Linked DNA regions of Mus musculus: region 1 is linked to region 2. The links are chromatin loops, found by intact Hi-C in ENCODE. Cell type or tissue: heart. All regions are shown on one strand.

Region 1 (8,000 bases), 240 kb before region 2:
TTTTTTTCTCTTTCTCATTTTTTTTTTTAAACAAACCACAACTAAGTCTGCCTATATACGTACAGGGCAACTGAGCAGAATTCATATGCATTTCGTGCGTGTGTGGGTGTGCCTGTGTGTGGGGGTGTGGGGGGGTGTGCCTCTGTGTGTGTGTGCCTGTGTGTGTGTGAGGTGCCTGTGTGTGTGTGTGTGTGCCTGTGTGTGTGTGTGCCTGTGTGTGTGTGTGCCTGTGTGTGTGTGTGGGGGGGGAGTGTGCCTGTGTGTGTGTGCCTGTGTGTGTGTGCCTGTGTGTGTGTGCCTGTGTGTGTGTGCCTGTGTGTGTGCCTGTGTGTGTGTGCCTGTGTGTGTGTGTGCCTGTGTGTGTGTGTGCCTCTGTGTGTGTGCCTGTGTGTGTGTGTGTGCCTGTGTGCCTGTGTGTGTGTGTGCCTGTGTGTGTGGGTGCCTGTGTGGGTGCCTGTGTGGGTGCCTGTGGATGCTCAGCCTTGAATGTCAACCTCAGGAAAGAGATCCAGTCCTTGAAACAGTGCAAGTTTTCCTCCACCCAGAGCTCATCAGTTAGACTAGATTGCTTGGTCAGTGAGTCCTTAGGTTTTTTTTTTTTTTTTTCTGTTTTCCCCTTTTCATGCTAGCACTACAAACACTCCACTGTACCTAGTGTTTACATGTGTGCTTGGCCTCAAACTCAAGACCCTACATTTGCAAGAAAAGTACTTTAACTCCTGAGCCTTATCTTCAGCCCTGAATTTGTTTGCCAACCATATTCTTTACTATTCAGCACAAGTTCCAAGCATGCAGTATCTGTAGACACACACACACACACACACACACACACACACACACACACACACAGAGAGAGAGAGAGAGAGAGAGAGAGAGAGAGAGAGAGAGAGAGAGAGAGAGAGAGAGACTGAGATCTGAGATACAGGCAAGCAAGGTTCTGGAAGAGAACGGCTCAGAGATGGGAGGCAAGTGAGCCCTCTGAGCTGCCTGTGGACTTCTGGGCTGTGGGATGCCTTGCTCCTGTGGGTGGGCCTCCCAGGATCCAGAAAACACAACTCTACATCCAACTCTCCCCTGGTCTCCAGCTGCCTGGGGGCGGAATCCAACTATATCCCAGCTATAGTCTCCCACCTGCTGCATGGTGTGCCATGGCTTTCTAGGGGAGGGGAGTCCCCAGCCAGCAGGAACTCATCGGACACCACCAGTCATCTGCCACTGCTGTCTAGCCTTCTGGCTATAGTCCCTCTGACTGGTGCCAGTATTGGCTCTATCTCCCTAGCATCTGTTCTGGCTTCCCCAGATCTATGCCCATCTGGTATCTTCAGACAGAGTGCTAACTGGGACCCTGAACCTGGGACCACACACACAAACACAAACACACACACACACACACACACACACACACACACACACAATTTGGTGTCAGGGACATGTGTGGAACTTGGGACCTCCTGGAGGCCTAGGTGTTGCTGTGAGCTCAGGTTGGGCTGTGCAGGTGTCAGAGAGTTGGTCTTACTTCTGTTTCAACGGGTTGTTCCACTTAAACTCTTTTTCTTTCTTTCTTACTACCCGGGGCTTGCTGGCTCCCCCTCTGCTGGGTGGCCTTCACTTTATGACTCATCCGATGCCTGGCTGGATCTAGGGCTCAGAGCTTGGCTGAAGGAAGTCTCTGATATCTCAACAGAGGATATTCATCTTCTGTACTTTCCTCGATGCTTCAGTATCTTATGCTGCTCTGATTAGAGTGGCCCCAAATGGGGTTATTAGCTTATATGGTTATCGCCTCCATACATACACAGTCCCATGTGCACAGATACAGGAAATCATATTCAAGGATGATCCATGCAGCACAGTCTATAGTCTTACACTAACTACTGCTTCTCTGGTGCCTGGTCTGTCTGTAAGGAATGTCCTAGAATTAATTGTCCTTGTACAGAGAGTAGGCCAGACTATTGCGAAATGAAGAGATCATGTGGGGAGTCAACACCATTCTGACCTTAACTGGGAGGGGATGTGTATGTGCACATAGAAGACATTTTGGACAAGAGGTTGCCAGCCCCTTGGGGTCCGGTTAGCAGGGGATTATCCTTTCTAAGACCCCACTGTTCACCATCTCTGCAGTTCTGGGCTGTGAAGGGACTAAGCTCTGATCTGTTATTTGTACCCTCCCTACAGAGGAAGAAAACAGGGATCATAACGAAGAAGGGAAGGACAGAGGGAGAGGTTGGCTTCTGGTGAGGTGGCCCTGCCACAGCCATCAGGTCCTTCTGGAGGAGGATCAATGGGTCCCAGGGACTCCATCCCTTGAAGAGTAGCCCTCCCCTTCTCTTCCTCCCCAGCCTCTTAGCCCAGCCCTGCCTATTCACCCTGGAAGAGGGGCTTCCGTCTGGAGACTGTGTGGGCTCCTGCCTCATCTTCTTTACTCTGGCCAGAGTCTGTTTCTGTGGGAACCTCAAATGCCTCCATTTGCATGGCCAAGTGGGGACCTTGTCAGCACAGCTGGGCTGGGAGACTGACCACAAGGTTCAAGCTGGCAGCCCTGACCTCTAGCCACAGCCTGCAGCCGGGCTGCCCTCAGGGCCACGCTGTGCGTCATGTCCTAGCCTTGAGAACCCTATGCTCTGGATTTTCCTTGCTGTCTCACTCTCTTGTTACCTTCTGGGGGAGGGACAGGTATGCCCGACTCAAATGCCACTGTGCCTGACCCCAAGGTTCCTTACCCACTAACACTCCCTCCTAGGACCTTCAGAGCCTGCCAGAGTGAGACAAGTCAGAGTGCCAGGCTCTGCTTTTCCCAGCTGCCCAGGAGTGGACTTTACTGCAGTCACAGCACAAAACTCCAGTGTCCTCATCTTCGGGATGAGAAGTCAGCCCCCAAGGACTAGTGCCATCTGAGGACAGTAGGAAGGTTAGCCCTGATGAGCACTAGGGTGCCTGGAAATAGTAACTCACTTCTTAGAATCACTTTAAGTTTCTTTAAAGACATATTCAAGAATGGCCCTGGGCAGTGGGCCCCGAAATTCTTCTTATGGGATGAGTCACAGTGGGAGGACAGTGGGGATTCTCTGACAAGTGCCCTAGGGAGATTGCTTAGACCCTGGTCAGTGCTATGGTAAAGTATAAAGCATATTACCCAGTGAGGATCTTCTAAACACACCGCCAACTATGTAGTCAGGATAGCCCTTGTACCAGCGCTATGCAGATAGAGAAACTGAGGCTGTGAGCAGCGTGCCCAGAGACTGTCACAAAGCCTGTGCCCAAAGCAGCACGATATCCCCCAGGGTGCTCAAGGCTTGCTGAGTGCCACTTTGTACAGTTCTGGGCCACTCAGGTCCTAGAAGAGAGCCAAGCTAGACAGTCCTTGCCTTTGGTGGTTCACTCTACACTGATGGGGTAGCAGACACTTCCCGTGTCTGTGGCAGAAGGGGCTTCCAGGAGGCCCGTCTGGGCTAGGAAACCTGAGAAAGCTTCCTGGGGGCATATGGGCAGGCTGTACCTGGGAGGAGGAGGCAGAGGAGAAGTTGTGGGGAGGGGAGAGCAAGGGAGAGCAGCAGGGCAAGCAGAGACGTGGGCTCAGGAGCCTGGTCTCTGCTGCTGGGCACTGAAGGGCCCACGCTGGAGGGGGGTATAGTAAGGGCTCGCTGGCTGCTAAAATACGTAGGAACAGAGGGGTATAGGGACCAAGAGTAGTGCTGCATGAGAGGCGGCGGCACTCTTGCCTGGCAGAGGCTGTGGGACCCTTGCCTGGCGGAGGCGGCAGGACCCTCGCCTGAAGTAGGAGGCAGTTCCATAGAAACAAGATGAAGACAATGGGTGTGGACCCAACAGACTGTGGGGGCACTGGGAAGGCAGTTTTCTAGGACATGTGTCTCAGGGAGAGCGCGCATGTTCAGATTTGAGAAATGGGGAGAGAAAAGACCAAGGTATTGGTGGTGGGTGCTGAGGAACCTCGCAAGTGGCAAAAGCCGGGTGGCCGAGCCAAAGCCACGGGGCTCCTGAAGAATGCTGGGGCTGTGGAAAGTGTTGACAGGGTTGAGAGCAGGGATCTGGAGCCAGTGGGCTAGCTTAGCCTTTGGTCCTAAGCCCCACGGCCAGTGCTGGTAGGCACGAGATGCTGGTGTGTGGTTTGTCTTTGCTGCCGCCAGAGGGCAGCCGCCTCCCGCCAATACTCTGCTTTTAGTCTGTCCCAAGAGGCGGCCAAGGCTTCCTGAGATGCCTGGCAGCCTGTGTGGTAAAGAGAACTGAATAGTGTTTCAACATCTAGGCACCCTCCCCACTCCCACCCCCCAGCACACATGTCCTTTCTCCAGGTGATCCAATAGTTCTTCCCAGACCTGGGCTGGCTACGATGGGCGCCATCACACAGCAATTCTTAAACGTCAGCTGGGTCCTTTGTTAGCTCGAGGGCAGATTACGGGCCTGAGGCATGAGGGTGAGCTTGGAACAAGACCCATAATAAAGCTATCTTAACTTCCCCCACAGCGGGATCACTTGGGGCTGACTTGAAGCTGACCCTCACGCACACAGAACCGGCGGGAAGGAAGAGCTGTGCTTTAGAAAGCGTTAGTTACTCTTCTCCCTCATGTTCCCACATCTTTGCAGAGAGAGAAAATTCTTCTGCCCAACTAGCATACTCCACAGACCTAGAGCTACCAGCTGCCTTTGTAGAGCCCAGCTCTCCCCTATCCCTAAACCCAAGCCCACACCTAAGGATGGCCAGGTTCTTGTCTAGTTTCCTTGATTGTAACAGGTCTGAAGGGAGGCCATTCCATTCCCTTTGCTGAGGTCTGGTTGGTCTTTTGTTTCATTCCTAAGGGGTACAGGTACCCTGGATGTTTATAAACAGAGTGTTCTGTGGAACCCAGGCAGCCAGGTCTAGGTGGAGGACCTGAAGTGCTACCCTGCCCCAATTCTCTCCACCTACCCAGCATGGCTCTCAGCTCCCAGCTACCTCTACTCTCTACACAGCCAGCTTCTCCTCCAGGCCCTGCCTCCTGGCTCTCTGCGTTCCTATAGCTAGGTCCTCCTCTTAGCCTTCCTTCCTTCCTTCCTGGTGGAGCATCAGGACAGCTGAAAACCCTTCCCTCTCATGGAGGGGTGGAGTCTAAGTGTGTGTCCCGTGTCATTCCCCTCCCAACCCCAAGCAAATTGGCCACTGGCCTTGGAGACCCTTAGGAGGTGGGAAAATGACGGGAACTCTCCTCTCTCCTAAGCCCACTGTTTTCCCAGGGAGAAGCCCAACTAACCAGGGGAAGAAGGAGCCGTGGTAACAGCCTGGCTGCCCTAGCCCAGCCTCCAAGCCATTCCTACTGAGGACACAGTTGAAGCTTCACCTGCTTTGACCAGCAGCTACCCTGACCCATACCAGGATGGCAGTGCTATCTACTAGCGACCACGCCCACACACCCCAACAGCCAGTAGCAGTGTGGGCACTGGCCATGCAGAGGACCTTACTCACTGCTAGAAGTATAAATAAGAAGCAAGAGATGAGGGAGGTGTCTCTGGCCAGGCAAAGGCCAGTAAAGAAGCTGGAGGCAGGGCTAGTGTGGGCATGGGCTGGGACTTCCTGGAAGTCACACCCAGCCTTTTGTTTTTATCCTTTGCTCTGAGGCCTTCCTCAACTTTGCCCCATCTTTAAGGGTCCACCCTGGGGCCCCTTCTCCCAGGAACCTCCAGGGAAACTGTTGGGTCAGATCCTGGTTTCTGAGGCAGAGGTGGGACTTGATTAGATGATGTTTGAGAAGAGCTGCATCGCAGGCCGGAGGCCAGCACAGCTGCAAGGTCTGGGCCCTCATAGCATACAGGTGGACTTCATAGCCACAGGTGGACATTATAGCACACAGGTGGACTTCATAGCCACAGGTGGACATTATAGCACACAGGTGGACTTCATAGCCACAGGTGGACATTATAGCACACAGGTGGACATCATAGCACACAGGTGGACTTCATAGCCACAGGTGGACATTATAGCACAGGTGGACATCATACCACACAGGTGGACTTCATAGCCACAGGTGGACATTATAGCACAGGTGGACTTCATACCACACAGGTGGACTTCATAGCCACAGGTGAACATTATAGCACACAGGTGGACTTCATACCACACAGGTGGGCATTATAGCACACCCATCGACATTATAGCCACAGGTGGACATTATAGCCACAGGTGAACATCCTAGCACACAGGTGGACCTGGCCAGGGATCTGGAGCAGGCCCAGTTTGCCCGGCCTGCCCAATTATCCAGGGTGGGTTGTGTCCAGGGTGTCAGCCTCAGGAGCTCGGTGTTAGCACAGAGAGTAGTTGGGAGCCATAGCAGGTTCTAGAATAGAGGACCTATTCATCTGAAATTCTGTTCATCAAATAATTTCCCTTGACTGACAGCTGGGCCTCTGAATCACAACAAATCCATGCAAAGTGCTATTGCAAATAGTTTCCCCTGCTCTATAAAGGTTGCCCTCCCGGGGATAGGGACACAGTAGCTCCTTTATTCAGTCCAAGGTTACAGCAAAGAAACAAAAGCACATTGCATTTTCTCTGTCTTCTGTTCTTTTCCTTCCCAAGCAGCAGAGAAAGCTTTTGTGCTTACCTTCCTGAAGCTCTGAGGGGCTACAGGGCCTTGGCCTGCATCTGACCCCGGCCCCTGTTTAATTGGCCCCTGCAGGAGCCAGGCTGGCTAATTGGGCCGAGCCAGGACCACAGGGCTGGAGCCTGAATGGGCACAGAGGTTTGTAGAGCTTTCTGAAAGATGCCATCTAATTTCCTGCTCCTGTGCCCTGCCCCCAGGCCTTGCTCGGCTTTACCCAGCTTTCAAGGCTCCACTCTGGGTCCTCCTTCTCCAGAAAGAGCCTGTACCCTGTAAGCCAGCATCAGCTTTCCTCCAGCATGTGGCTCAGAGTCCTGCCTCTGCTGGTTGCAGTTTGGAGCTGACCTGACTGACCCTTGCCTTCAGGCCAGGGAGTCCAGGGCTGCTGTTCAGGGGGCTGTAGAGGGGACAGAGCTCTCCCCAAAGTGATTCTGATAACCCTATCACAAGGATCCTTCCCGTTGGTCACCTCCTTATTCCCCTGCTTTCAGAGAGAGGCTGCCTGTGATTGTACCCATGGGCCTTCTCTGATGCTGTCCGCTGACTGCCAGAAGCCCCGTCCTCTGTTTTCTTCCCCTCATCTGCCTTCTTCCTTCTCTGGGTTCTGAGTGTGGGCTCTAGTGGCCTGGGTTAGAACCGGGACCCCCATCAAAGGTTCCTGAGACCAGGATCAACTAGGAGTGGTGTCCTGGCCCTCCCCCACCTTACCTCCTACTCAGGCTGGCTCTGGGAATGCCTCTGCTGGTTGCCTGGCAACACACCCTTACACACCTGCAGCTTGAAGGAGCTGACCCATCATGAGAATCAATGGGTATGGGGGCAGACTTACAGAGCGGCTGTCAACTAGGCCCAGGGCAACCTTGGGAGCTGGAGGGGCTGGGTCTCCTGGCTCCCCCATCTGTGCAGATAGCAGCTCTGTTACCCAGTTTGGGTCCTCGGGGACTGTTGCTACAACAAGTGTCTGCTTGGTGACTGGGGCTAGCCCTGAAGCAAGCAGGAGGCAAACCATGGGGCCTCTTTCTTTTGAACTGAGGCGGGGGACCCTTGGATGGGGTGATAGAACAGGCTCACACATTGCCAGTGAATTGCAAGGAAATGACAGGCCTAGAGAGGGCCATGGGGGGGGGGGTGTCCTTCAGGACCTTAGGCTTCTGATACTGCTACTTAGAAACCTTCCCTATGCCCTGTCCTCCAGCTCTGTCTTGTCTGATTGTCCCCTTTGTCTGTCTCCTTCTTATGGCTCTTTCACCCACTGGTCTCGCCCTTTGTCTCCCTGAATCTCGCTGTACTGTCCTAGCCGTACCCAGGCCCCAGCAACCTAAGCTGGGCTCACCCTCCTCCCAACAGGCACAAGGCTCCACACCCCACCCGTGACCCCAGAGGCCTCCAGCTCTGTTTTCCTGACGGCCT
Region 2 (8,000 bases):
CCCAGCTTCTACAAGGCTTGCACAAGTGAGTAACTGTAACCACACTTACCACTAGTGGGAGAGCAAGAGGAGAATGTGGCACAAATTAACCTCAGACTTGGGGCAGAAGGGTTGGAAGTTTGAAGTCAGTTTGGGTTGTTTTGAAAGATAAAGTTGCCGGGTGTGGTGGCACACGCCTTTAATCCCAGCACTCGGGAGGCAGAGGCAGGCGGATTTCTGAGTTCGAGGCCAGCCTGGTCTACAAAGTGAATTCCAGGACAGCCAGGACTATACAGAGAAACCCTGTCTCAAAAAAACAAAAACAAAAACAAAACAAAACAAAAAGAAGAAAGAAAGCTAAAGTTATATAAACAAGAGCCAAAGGGAAAGCAGTCCAAAGGCAGTGAGAAGTAGACTTTGGAGTGACCTGGAGGGCAGAAGTTCAAGGGGTGAGCTCGTCAAAGGAGACAACAGTTCCCAAGGTATGTGCACGGGAGAACAGTGTCTCAGGAAACAGACAGTTAAAACCATGGAGCTGAGAGACAGAAGGGAGAGTCCCCTCTCCGCACAGTAAAAAGCAAGTGCGCAAAATTGGAGTGGTTATGGGTCATTGGGTAACTTGAAGAGCACTAACCAATTTAATCTGATGATAATTTATCCGTGAGACTTTCCACCCAACAACAGCAAAACCCACATTCTTTCCAAGTGAATTGTAGTCTTCACTCAGACCACATTCTGAGCCATAAATCAAACCTTGGTGAATTAAAAATAATTGGAATCATTTGAAATATATTCTATCATGATAACTAAGCTATAAATCAGTCACAGAAAAATATCTGGGAAGCTCCCAAGGATTTGGAAATCAAACAACAGGCCTCTAAAATAACTTATGGTTCTAAGAAGAAATTAGGAGAGAATATTAGAAATATTTTAATTAAGTGAGAATAATAATACAATTTGTCAAAATGTGCAGAGCACAATTTAAAGCCATGTTTAAGAAAAATATTTTCAAAATAGAGAACATGGGATGCTGGAGAGATGACCTTGGTGTGGTTCTCAGCATCCACATGGCAGCTCCCAACCATCTTTGATTATAGTTCTAGAGAATCTGATACCCTCTTCCAGCCTTCTCTGGCACTGCACACACACAGTGCATAGACATTACATTCAGGCAAGAAATCCATACACTTAAATATATAAAGAAAAGGAAATATCTGTGATTTTGTTTAAATAAGTATTTCTTTGATAGGACAACACAAAAACAAAATCCCACAGTATATAGCAGAAAAAAATAATCTGATACAATGCTTCTCACTAAAATTAAAACCATTGCTCTTTAAGAATTATAGTCAGGGGCTGGAAAGATGGCTCAGTGGTTAAGAGCACTGACTGCTCTTCTGGAGGTCCTGAGTTCAAAAATCTCAGCAACCTGTCTGGCATGGTGGCGCACGCCTTTAACCAACCACCACCACCACCACCACCAACAACAACAACAAAAAAAACAAAAACAACAACAACAAAATCCCAGCAACCATCTATAATGAGATCTGATGCCTTCTTCTGGTGTGTCTGAAGACAGCTACAGTGTACTTATGTATAATAAATAAATACTTTTAAAAAAAAAAAAAGAATTATAGTCAGGAAGTGGTAGCACACTCCTTTAGTTCCAGTACTCAGGAGATAGAAGCAAGTGGATCTCTGAGAGTTTGAGGCCAACCTGGTCTTCAGTTCAATTTTTGGGACAGTCAGAGCTACACACACACACACACACACACACACACACACACACTCATTCACAAAGAGTAAAATACAAAAAAAAAAAAAAAGCAAGTCACAGACTGACAGACTGGGATACTCACACAATGCATAACAAATAAGCACAATAATGTACTAATAAGTCAATTAAAATAGGAACTTTTGAACAGAGACTTCATTGGAGAAGAGTGTGGATGTCCCATAAGAACATAAATAGGCCAGGCGTGGTGGCACACACCTTTAATCCCAGCACTTGGGAGGCAGAGGCAGGCGGATTTCTGAGTTCGAGGCCAGACTGGTCTGTAGAGTGAGTTCCAGGACAGCCAGGGCTACACAGAGAAACCCTGTCTCAAAAAACAAAACAAAACAAAACAAAACAAAACAAAACAAAAAAGAACATAAACAGAAACCTAATAATTTTAGTCAGTAGGGGAGTAAACAGTGAGATACTGCTCCCTAGCTACCTGAACAGCTTTACAAAGATGAACCTGTGTGCTGGAAAGTGGTGGGACAATAGTCTCTGGGGAAAGTTCAGTAGTTCTTTTTTTTTTTTTTTTTCTTTGAGACAGGGTTTCTCTGTGTAGCCTTGGCTGTCCTGGAACCTACTCTGTAGACCAGACTGGCCTCGAACTCAGAAATCCACCTGCCTCTGCCTCCCAAGTGCTGGGATTAAAGGCGTGCGCCACCACTGCCTGGCCAAGTTCAGTAGTTCTAAGACAGTGAAATCTACCCTCATCGTGTGCCTCAGTGACCTCATTCCTAACTTAACAAGAAAAAGTAGAAACAGGTATGTACAGCACAGAAGCTCATGTGAGAATACTGAGAGCACTTTTCCCCACAATGGCCCAAATCTAGGGAGAAAAAAAACAAAAACAAGCAAACATGAATCTACTGGTAAATGGATGAACAGTTGTGGTTAGTTTATGAAAATTGTGGTACATCTATGAATATGGAATATGAGGAAACAAGGGCAAGAAAGTCCTGGGGCTGAGACAACAGCTCAGCATGGGGAAAGTCGTGTGGTCCATCCCAGTATGGCAAGAAAACCATGTAACAAAATACTGATCACACAATGGACGTGAGTGAGTCTCATAAGCATTACACCCAGAAGGAATATGGTTTTGCTTTGTGATAATTACATAATACAACAAATATAGAAAATTGAATGGGTGCTAAGCCTGGTGGGGACAAAGTGACATGGTTCCTAGCCCTGGGACAGGGCCCTGGTGTGAGCCTCCACCAAGTGTCAATGGCTGCTGTGGGTGTAAAGCACTTGTCTGGAAGTCAAGAGTGTGGCTATATGGGGGCGGGGGGAAGGGCATGGGGGAACTTTTGGGATAGCATTTGAAATGTAAATGAAGAAAATACCTAATCAAAAAAAAAAAAAGTTTGGCTATGACTCAGCAAAATGGTAAACACTGGGACCTTCAAACAGCCCTTAAGGCTATGGGAAAGAGCTTTAAATACATTTTGAAAATGTATAATTTCTCAACTATGCAAAAATATAAAGATGCAATATGAATTATGAGGGGCTTCATGAATCTAAAGGAACAGAGGTAGCTACGATGAGCCAGCTGGTCAGGAAGATACAAAGACAGGCAGATGGAAATGCAGGCAGATTCCTGGGTTCAAGGTCAGCCTGGGACTTAGAAAGTGCAGGCCTGGGTGCAGGGAAAATGGTAATTTCAGGGCAGAGTCCCACCTAACTAGTTTACCACCTGTGCTTAACAAAAGCAGACTGATCTCTGAATTGTTTGCATTGTCAAGAAACAAAGGTAAGTTTACTGTCCTACAAATAAATGGCTGGGGTAACAGGATGCTGGATTGAAATGTAAAATAAAAGACTGGACCTGTGCTCTGCAGGAGATGGGCTATCCAGAAAACTTAGGAAAACAAGAGAACTGCTTAGACAACTGACATTCACGCATTTGCTTTCGTGCTGAAGCACACAAGTAAGCAGGACTTGGACAGAGAGATCTCTTAGAATAGCAAGCAAGCAGAATATAGACCAGAGAGATCTCCAGAGAGAAAGCAGAGCATAGAAGCAGACTGGAAAAGCTGTATCTAGCAGAGCACAGGTCTTAGCTTGAATCTACAGTTTGACTTCAAGTGGTTCTTTTCGAGGCTCCCAGACTCCCCTTCTCAGAACCCCTCTCCAAGCCGAAGCTGGTCCTTGTCAAATGCACATTCCACAATCCAGAACTGTAGCTCAGTGGACAGAGTGCTGACGTAGCGTGCATGAGGCCCTAGGTTCAGTCCCCTGCCCTGCAGAAGCAGGGTGTGGCTGCACGTGACTGTACTTGCCCCACTTGGGAGGTGGAGGCTCAAGAACCAAAGTTCATTGTAACCTCTGCTATGGTAGAGCAAGTTCAAGGCTAGCCTCTGCTAGAAGCCTTGACCAAAAAAGCAAACAAAAGTCACCAAGAAAGTGCATTTGAATTGTTTCATCCCAAGATAAGTGCTTGACTTGATGGCTGTGTTAACGAGCTTGATTTAATTGTTTTGTCATTTCATAAATCACAAAGTACCTCACTCTGTACTCCATACAGCAAGATTATTTCAATTTATAATATAAAAATTAAAATTAAACTAAAAGGCATATTCTGTAAACGAAATCAGAAACAAAAGGCTGCCTACTATATGTCGCTATTTACAGGTGATCCCATGAAATGCAAAGCTACCGGGACAGAGAACAACTCAGGGACTCCAGGGCTCTGTGACTGTGAGGCTGAGGACAAGGAAATACCACAGGAGGAGATAACAACAGTTACTGATTTATTGATTTATTTAGTGATTCTCCTAAAGCGCTGTTAGAATGCCTAAAGCCAAACATGGCTTCACTTGCCTACCTGGAACAGAGCCACCTGAGAAACACTTAAAACAATGAGTCGTTGCCCTTAACAACCTGACTTCCGCTCAGGCTTCTTGCTGTCTTGCAAGTGCCAGTAAAAGCTCACTAGCTCCCCCTTGTGGTTTTAGATATAAAACGGGGACACAGACTGGGTCAATACCAAGGCCTGCTGGGAGCTGTCCTGGCTTTGGTCCAGATATCTCTCTTCCACTCCCACTGGTGTCAGAGTGCTTATTCTAGAAAGATTCCCACAACAGGAGCAAGAGAGGAGTGGGGTTTTCACTTGCATTTTATGTGTATGAGTGATGTGCCATGTTCATACAGTGTCCGTGGAGGACGCCTTTGTCCCCTGGGACTGGAGTTACAACTAGTGTGCTCCATCTTGTAGGTGCTGGGAACTGAACCTGGGTTCTCTGGAAGAGTAAGTGCTTTTAATTGTTGATCCCCAAAAGGGGATTTTGAGAGTAATGGACTTTTTCCACATTTTTATTGTGGGGGTATATTTATAATTATTTATAGTTTTTGTTTGTTTGTTTGGGTATATTTATATTTATTTATAGTTTTTGTTTGTTTGGTTTGGTTTTTCTTTTCTTTTTTTTTTTTAAAGATTTATTTATTTATTATATGTAAGTACACTGTAGCTGTCTTCAGACACTCCAGAAGAGGGAGTCAGATCTTGTTACAGATGGTTGTGAGCCACCATGTGGTTGCTGGGATTTGAACTTCAGACCTTCGGAAGAGCAGTCGGGTGCTCTTACCCACTAAGCCATCTCACCAGCCCTGGTTTGGTTTTTCGAGCCAGGGTTTCTCTGTAGCCCTGGCTGTCCTGGAACTCACTTTGTAGACCAGGCTGGCCTCAAACTCAGAAATCCGCCTGCCTCTGCCTCCCAAGTGCTGGAATTAAAGGCATGCGCCACCATGCCCGGCTTATTTATAGTTTTAAAGCTTGTCAAACTCTACACATAAAGGAGTTGACTGTAACTGTATGCAAATTATCCATGAATATTTCTTAGTTATATATACTGAACAAGCAAAAGAGACAGTGGGTGTGATTTCAGAAATGATGTTCATATATCCCCCCCAAACCAAACAAACAAAAAACGAGGACCCCCCCCCCCCAAAAAAAAACCCAAAAAGCCCTACTTTTACCTCTGAAATAGCCCTGAGGAAACAAAGTCTTGCTCCCCCTGGTGGCCTCCATGTGCATTGACAGTCTGTTCCCTGACAAGCTGCTGGGACCCAGGCTCAGGCTAAGACCTCTTGCTGCCAGAGATTGGAGCTCCTTGAGGCTAGAAAGTGGTTGTTAGTGTACCACAGGCATTGTCCTAAAGTTTTGGGGCGTGCTGGTGAGATGGCTCAGCAGGTAAGAGCACCCGATTGCTCTTCCAAAGGTCCTGAGTTCAAGTCTCAGCAACCACATGGTGGCTCACAACCATCCGTAATGAGATCTGACTCCCTCTTCTGGAGTGTCTGAAGACAGCTACAGTGTACTTACATATAATACATAAATAAATCTAGAGTTTTGGGGCTGCTTTGATTACTTTTCTATTGCTGTGATCAAACGCCATGACCAAAAGCAACTTAGGGAGGAAAGGGTTTCTTTCTGCTCACACCTCTTAGGTCATCCAACGTCACTGGGGGAAGTCAGGACAGGAACTCAAGCAGGAACCTGAAGGCAGGAACTTAAGCACAGACCATGGAAGAACAATGCTTACATTTATTTTATGTATATGAGTACACTGTAGCTGTGCAGATGGTTGTGAACCATCCTGTGGTTGCTGGGAATTGAACTCAGGACCTCTGCCCACTCTGGCCCTGCTCGCTCCAGAGAAAGATTTATTTATTATTATATGTAAGTACACTGTAGCTGTCTTCAGACACACCAGAAGAGGGCATCAGATCTCATTAGGGATGGTTGTGAGCCACCATGTAGTTGCTGGGATTTGAACTCAATGCTCTTAACCATCTCTTCAGCCTTCAACCTGCTTTCTTGTACCACCCAAGAGCACTTGCTCAGAGTTGGCAATGAGCTGGGCTCTCCCACATCAATCAACAATCAATCAAAATATAACCCACCCACCCCCATCCCCACCATGTCTGCACAGGCTTGCCCAATAGCCAGTCTTTCGGGGAATTTTCTCAATTGATGTTCTCTCTCCTAAAAGGACTCTAGTTTATGTCAATCTGACAAAGACACTAACCAGGACAGGGATTTTGCACATTGACAAAGCAAAAACAGACTTCTGTCAGGATTCTGAATTGTAAAGTCAGCTGCAATCAAGCCTCATAGAAAGAAGGCAGAACTGGCAAGCTATTTAAAAACACAAAACAAGACAGGCTTGGTGACACATATCTATCGTCCCAGCTACTCCAGAGGCTGAGGCAGGGAGATAACAAATTCCAGACCTGCCTATGCTTCGAGTGGGCTTAAGGTCAGACTGGGAAATGTAATAAGACCTTGATCTTATTTTTTAAACAGTGAAATGAAAAGGGCTAGAAATATAGCTCAGTGGTAGAGCACACCCAAGACCCTGGGGCCATCCCAATGACCATAAAACACCCAAGGGCTTCATCAGGCTTGTACAGTAGCCTCAGCCCTATAATCTCAGTACTTAGGGGGCTGAAGCAGGAAAACAGAGAGATAGATGCCAGCTTGAGCTATAGGATGAGTTCAAGGCCAGCCTCAGCTACCTAGAGAGATGCTGTCTCAAAAACGAAACCAAACCAACAAGAATTCTCCAAATGGTAGAGAAATGTCAAATTATCAATCCTCTGGGCTTGTCCAGCTAACCACAAGTTGCCAGCAAACAGCAGGGATCTGAGTGGCAGCCCTTTTACGTTGTATTTTTATAAGCTGTGCACACTGACTTTGCTAGCTTTCTCTGCTCTCTGAGGGGGCATTTAGGACCACACAAAGTAGACACTGTGTCCAAATTGCTTGGACTCAGACCTTGGCTCCCTGCATTGCCGTAGCATAGATCTGAGACAGAGGGGAGCAAGCCAAATACCGATCGTGTCAGACCACACTATGGTTCTGAGCTCCATCTGCTGGAATTTTATCCAGGACTCTGATGTCTGCCATTTCGAATTAACCCAGTCTGTGGCTGTCATGTGAGCATGGGTGGGCAGGATGGCCGTCTCCGTCATAGTTTCGGTGTCAGGATTATGTTTACTTCATAATATTGGCTAAGGAACATAAAATCAACCCAGTGTTTGCATAGTGCTCTGGAAGAGCTTAAATGACAGCCATTACCCACTTCTCCACTTCAAAAGAGCTCATTCTAGAACTCTCTTAAGTCTGGCAGTCATTTAGAGGTGACAAATTCTAAAATCCTTTGGTTTTTGTGCTTTTTACTCCTTGGTGTTGATTTTGGCAGTTTAAAAACATATTCCTGCCAGGCAGTGGTGGCGCACG

The links. A loop is a pair of places that touch in the nucleus more often than their neighbours do. Peaks named below come from ENCODE experiments on the same cell type or tissue, not always from the same donor. Only the 100,000 strongest peaks of a DNase experiment are listed, where the experiment ranks them.
Region 1: a loop joins it to region 2, with 5 times the contacts of the local background. A loop is called at or near these places in 14 of 42 quality-filtered maps.

Annotation. Positions count from the first base shown.
Region 1 is chr9:58,034,545-58,042,544 of GRCm38, forward strand. The region is part of intron 11 of Ccdc33 (coiled-coil domain containing 33); the gene reads right to left. All of the region lies in intron 4 of Gm16130 (predicted gene 16130), which reads left to right. Among named protein-coding and RNA genes, the nearest start is that of Gm16130, 6.3 kb to the left of the region's middle. In heart, no CTCF peak of the experiment used is centred here; a DNase peak (open chromatin) is centred at 4,157; H3K27ac peaks cover 1,410 bases; H3K27me3 peaks cover 4,727 bases.
Region 2 is chr9:58,276,007-58,284,006 of GRCm38, forward strand. No RefSeq gene overlaps it. Among named protein-coding and RNA genes, the nearest start is that of Stoml1, 27 kb to the left of the region's middle. In heart, CTCF peaks have their summits at 4,702 (motif pointing left) and 5,800 (motif pointing left); a DNase peak (open chromatin) is centred at 4,705; H3K27ac peaks cover 1,188 bases.